Regions from separate parts of the Homo sapiens genome. Here region 2 is linked to region 1. The links are chromatin loops, found by intact Hi-C in ENCODE. Cell type or tissue: heart left ventricle. All regions are shown on one strand. Links, peaks and the distances in the headings refer to the core of each region. The heading gives the core; the rest is flanking DNA.

Region 1 (2,916 bases), core at 233-2,732:
CCCATCACAGTATTTACACCATGAAAACTGGCAGTGCTACAAATCAGAGTTGTTGTTATTTTTAGACACAGGGTCTCGCTCTGTCACACGGCTAGAGTGCAGTGGCACTATCATATTAATAGATCACTGCAGCCTGAAACTCCTGGGCTCAAGCAATCCTCCCACCTCAGCCTCCTGAGTAGCTGAGACTACAAGTACAGGCCACTGTGCCTGACTAACCTACTTTTTCTAGAGATGGCTGTCTCACTATGTTAACCAGGCTGGTCTCAAACTTCTGGCCTCATGCCATCCTCGTACTTCGACCTCCCAAGGCACTGGGACTATGGGCATGAGCTGCTGCACGCAGTCAAATTAGGATTTTTGAAATCCCTGATTTAAACCTTAAGTTGGTTATTAATAATTTACCAGTGCACTAGTGATCTTTTGAATCCCTTTTCCTGAGATCCTGAATGTAGTATCTTGTCATGTTAAAATTTCTGAGAAGTCCCACAATAAGGAAATTTGTTTAACTTTGTGAAATAAACATTTCCCAAACATAGGACGTTGGTATAAATTTTGGTGCACAGACCCAAGTGTCTAAGAAGCTATTTAATTTCTGATTTTGACTCCCTTTTCTTCCAGATTGATGAGGGAAAAAAACCACCACCACCACCTGGTTCTCACTTGTTGATCCACTCAGGCACTGCTCAGACGCCCAGAATCCCTGTTCACAGGATCTGCCAGGTCTGAGGACTGAGCTCAGTTTCTGGGAGATGCTCGAGGGAAAGGGATCCTCATCCTCTGGGTGGGGGTGCATGCTTCCCTCCCTGTGATTCAGCCTCTCCTATTTCCCACTGCCTCTCAGGCCTGTTTCACCCGTTCTGCCTGACTCCTGAAAGCATTTGCGTTTGCAAGCCCAGTCTAGGTGCACTTCCTGACCACTTTGTCTCTGCCACCTCCCTGGTGCTCTGCTTGCAGGCTGGGCCTGGGGCTCTCCTGAGCCACAAACCCTGGCTTCCTCCCTCTCCCCTCTTCCTTCCCCGCCCCCTACTTCTCTTCCAGACTCCTGTTTCCCTACCGCATTCCTCCTCCCCTTCCCTTTTCTCCTTTTCTTCCTGTCTCCCTTCCCCTTTTCTTCTCTCCTCAAAAACCCTTTCCAGGCTGGAGTAAGTCTCTCTCCCTTCATCCAGCCTTTGCTTGAGAGTCAGCTGAATTCTCCCAAGGACTTTGGCTTTGTTTCCGTCCGATCAGCAGCCTCCAGAAGGTAATGAGCACTGTGCCCCGCCTGCTTCAATGGGGGAGGAACGGTATGGAATTGGGAGGGACGAGAAAAAGTTCCTATCTAAAACCCCCTTTCCCTCCACCACACTGATTTGACTTTGGAACAGTTTTGTGGAGCACAGTTCAGGGAAACTCTGCAAGTGCTTCCCATGGTCTCTTGCAAAACCAGCGGGTGCCAAGGAGGTGCCAGAGTGACCTCTGGGCTCACAATCTGTGACAGACAGTAAGACAGTCTGGAAATACTTTCATCTCAGCCCTTCAAGGGATTAGGTACTAAAGGGGAGGGAGGGTAGAGCCTGGGAATCCCAGCTGACCTGGAGTCACTGAGTCCCGGGGGGCCGAGGGCCGATGGGAGAGGAGTTGCTGTTCTTGGCGGCTGTTTGAAAACTTTCATACAAGATCGCATCATTCTTCATCCCGTTCACTTGTGTTTCCACAGGTACTGCTTTCTGAGGGTCTGGGTGGCTCCTTGGAAAAGGGGTCTGGGTGGCTCCTTGGAAAAGGAGTCTGGTCCCCACTGTGATAGTATTAAATACAAGTCTCTGAAAACGTCTTAAAATCCCTCCCAAAATTAATGCATTGATTTAGAAGTGAGACCAAAATGTGAAGACTTCACCAGTCTAAAATAAATTCAAAACAAGTTAAATGAGCATGACCGAATAGCCAGCCATTTCTAAATTGTTCATTTCACATAGTGTAGCCTTTACAGTGGTGGCAACTATGATAACAGATCCTATGACTTAGATAAGATCAACAAATTACCAAGTGCTAATTGTTTCTGCTGGGTGTAGGTGAGGAGATAAATAGCTTGTAAATTAAACAGCAGTGCCTAAGGGTGCCATTCCTGTACTCACACGGGCTGCTCCGTGCTCTCCAGCAAATAATTTCCTCTTATCTCATAATTAAACATTTTTACCTTTAAAAACCACAATCATTAGTGAATATGTTATCCTCCTAGTGCCAAATTTAAAAGAGGAGAAAGGAGATAAGAAGCAGTAATCTAATAAACTGAATGACAATGTCATTTCATCCTTTTGCAAATCATCGAAATATAGGCTTTCTGTCTTGGGTGGTTATTGGGCCATCTATGCAGCTTTTCCATAAGCAGCTCCTGCGCCAGTGCTGAAGTGTGGCAGTCGTCAAATCCAGAGCCTGTGTGGCCTGGAGCCTGTCAGTAAGTGCTCATGTGCCGCAGCTGTTCTCTGTTGTTTAGGATCTTGCCTCAGATTCGCTTATAAATGGCATTTATAACATCAAACTTATTCAGTGCCCGTTAAGATGTTTTAGCTTTATCATGAATGTCAACCGCTCCTTTTCCAGCTTCCCATCTCAAGGGAAGACCATGAGAGCTGAATATCACTACCACATTATTTTACTCCAAGTGCAGACATACAGTGCAGTGCAGTGCAAAGAGCTGTTTTCTTTCCTTCCCTTTGTTTTCAAAGTTCAGTCTCTGAACGTCTGGTTAGAAGAGTGTTATCTGGATAATGTTTTTCACTCTGCGCTAGTTATGGTATGTCCTTGTGTTAGAAATTCTAAAGACAAAAATGTGTCCATTCCTTCTTTGTTCATCCATCCATCCTTTCATCCATGCATTTATTTCATCGTTTATTCTTCTCATGTTTATGAAGTTCTTTTGGTTCAAACCCTGTGCAG
Region 2 (2,916 bases), core at 220-2,719, 460 kb after region 1:
TTCAGGCACGAATCTTTCAAGGATGATAAAACAAGTTGAGAGGTTTTATGGAATGAGATATCTACATGATTGCAAGGTAGCTCCTCACAAAATACTGATGAATTACAAAAGAAAAAAATAATAACTCTACAGTAGAGAATGCTGGCAAACACCACCTTCCCCAAGTGATCAGAGTTAACATAACCAGGGATGGGACTTTACTGGTATCATGTCCTTTCTACCATGATAGACTGAGAAGGATACAACACTACCATATGTATTCCTGTCAAACACACACAACCTGAATCTAATCATGAGAAAGCATCAGACAAACTCAAATTGAGGGACACTCTACAAAATAACTGTTGAATATGCTTCAATAATATCAAGGTCACAAAAGACAAGAAAAGACTGAAGAAGTGTCCAAAAAGATGACAACAAAATGTAATATGTTATCCTGGATTGGATAATGACTTAAAAAGGGAATTTTTTCCCACTTTGAAGACATTATTGGAATATTTAGTAAAATTTAAGTGGGGTCCTGGATTACAGAGTAGTGTTTATAATGTTAATTTACTGATTTTGATGGTTGTTCTGTGATTAGGTGGGAGAGTGTCCTTGTCTTTTAGGAAATACACAGTGAAATGTTTAGAAGTGTTCAGCTTACTCTCAGTTGATTCAGATGGGAAAGAATATATATATATAGTTTACAGGAAAATAATGATAAAGCAACTGTGGTAAAATCTTAACAACTGGAAATCAGTGTAAAAGATATACAAAGAGTACTCTTCTACTTTTTTCTCTAAGTTTAAAATTATTTCAAAATAAAAAGTCTTAAATGATAAAAGAAATCACCATGGTACCTATTTTACTTTCATTCTTCCAGGGCAGAGACTTGGCTTTATGCACCTGCTTTTCCTTTTCTGGCCTATTTCCAGGCACGTAAGAGAAAACCAATGAACACTTGTTTGGATAATTGGTGATTATACTTGTCTTAGCTTCCTTACTAAATTGTAAGCTACTAGAGGGCTTGAACCATGTCTTGTTTCTCGGAATTCCCTAAAGACCCAGCTCCGTGTCCTGTACATAATTGACACCATTGGTTATTTGTAGAACGGAATGGAATTATGTGGCCACTCAAATGTTATGATAATGATTAGGCTCTGACAAAGATCCCTTTTATGGGCCTGTGAAAACAATCACAGTACTTGAAACTAAAATTCCCCTCCTGGGCTTGTGAAAGCCAGGGTCCAGGTTAAGCAGCCCTTTGTGAAGCTGCATTCTCCGAGAGCGGCATCTGACTCTCCACTGAGTCACCTTTGGCAGGGAGCCTTCCCCTCAGTCTGCAGTCATTACCCTAATGAAGGACAGCTGGGGCTGCCAACAATGAACTTGCACTCTCAAGTGGCAGCCGCCCTTAAAAGAACAGTTCCCTCACCCACTAGAACAGCCCTTCCAGGCCAGAAATTGGCCACTGGTTTTATGCCTGGATGGGATGTGGATCCATAGGGAGTCAAAAATGGCAGCTGCAAAGCATGCTGTTGATAGAGAAATGCTCAGTTTAAAGAAGAAACCCTGCCCAGAGTGAGAAGCAAAACTTGCCATGTATTTTAAAAACCACTGTCCTATGTTTTGAAAAACTATATTGGCAGGGGAATCTGATACAGACTTTACTTCTGGACAGCTGTCCTGTTCATTCAGATGCAGGGTGAGCTGGAAGTCAGCCTTCAGGGCCGTGAATACAGGGCAGCTCCAAGCAAGCAACAGGCTCACCAACGAAACCAACAGACAATGTGCATTTTTCAAGACTGTTTCCCTGATGAAAAAATATTTTTTTCTACATAAGCTTGTATAGGCCACTCCTCTGATGCAGAAATCAACATTTCATGAGGTAAATAGAAAAATACTGTCTGGTAATAACCCGCATCACTGAGTGTTTACTCAGTGACAAATGTTACTCTAAGAGCTTTGCATGATTAGCTCATGTAATCCTCCTGATAGCCTGCAGGTAGGTACTCATTGCACCTGGCTGGCAGAGAAGGCACCTAAGAAATTTGGCAAAAGCCACAGAACTAGTCAGTGGTGGAGCCACAATCTGAACTCAGATACTCTAACAGCAAAGTCAACTGTTTAACACAGATCCTTCAAAGTTGGGTATTTTTCCAAGGAAACTTTGGATTGACACTTAACTGCAGAGACCATACTATGTTACGTGTGTTGAAACTTGTTTTGATCACACACACACAGTGCTTTGAACATGGAACATAACCAAGCAATGCTAATGACTATACGTTGGAGGAGAATAATACAGGAACGTCAGAAATGAAATGTTTATTTTGGCTGTTAGGGGCACTGGCACTGATCTGAAACCAGTTTTGAAAATGCAGAATGCGACAAAGTTGAAGTCATGCTGGTTTGAAGGGTTAAAAGTTCTGCTAGGTAGCTGAGCCAGGAATATGTCCTCTGTCCGGAGTGCTCACCTTACAGCGGGAGGTGGGGCAAAAGCCAGCGGCTGGTCCAGACTGCTAAAGGATTGCAGAGAGACCCATGATATTGAAGAGCATGACCGACAGGCCTCATAGTGTGTAAAAATGTATGCTTGACATGGGGCAGCAATGCGGTCCATGGAGCAGAGGCGCATGGACCCATTAGCAGACATGATGAGGACAGGCAGGGTGGGCTGACGCACAGCTGAAGAAGATAGGGGAGCACAGGAAATGACATTTTTAAATGTCAGGAAAACGTTACACAATGAGTCAGAAAGAGATGGACATTTCCTAAGCAGTAATGCTGCCTCATTATATAAAGTTTTCTGTTCTGTCAGTCATTAACTATACCAGAAAAGAAGGCAAAACACGCAGGTTTTTGTGAATCAAGCAATCTTTAACTTCTGTGACACATCTTCTCATAACTAGACCACGGCAGTAAGCTGCTCAG

Evidence for each region. Hi-C counts contacts between places; a loop is a spot of excess contacts. Peaks named below come from ENCODE experiments on the same cell type or tissue, not always from the same donor. Only the 100,000 strongest peaks of a DNase experiment are listed, where the experiment ranks them.
Region 2: a loop joins it to region 1, with 3 times the contacts of the local background. A loop is called at or near these places in 16 of 110 quality-filtered maps.

What each region holds. Positions count from the first base shown.
Region 1 is chr2:174,052,007-174,054,922 of GRCh38, reverse strand. No RefSeq gene overlaps it. Among named protein-coding and RNA genes, the nearest start is that of LINC01960, 28 kb to the right of the region's middle. RefSeq lists an enhancer at 2,234-2,916. In heart left ventricle, for the core only: no CTCF peak of the experiment used is centred there; a DNase peak (open chromatin) is centred at 1,592; H3K4me3 peaks cover 417 bases; H3K27ac peaks cover 556 bases.
Region 2 is chr2:173,588,868-173,591,783 of GRCh38, reverse strand. No RefSeq gene overlaps it. Among named protein-coding and RNA genes, the nearest start is that of CDCA7, 240 kb to the right of the region's middle. In heart left ventricle, for the core only: no CTCF peak of the experiment used is centred there; a DNase peak (open chromatin) is centred at 1,303; H3K4me3 peaks cover 395 bases; H3K27ac peaks cover 913 bases.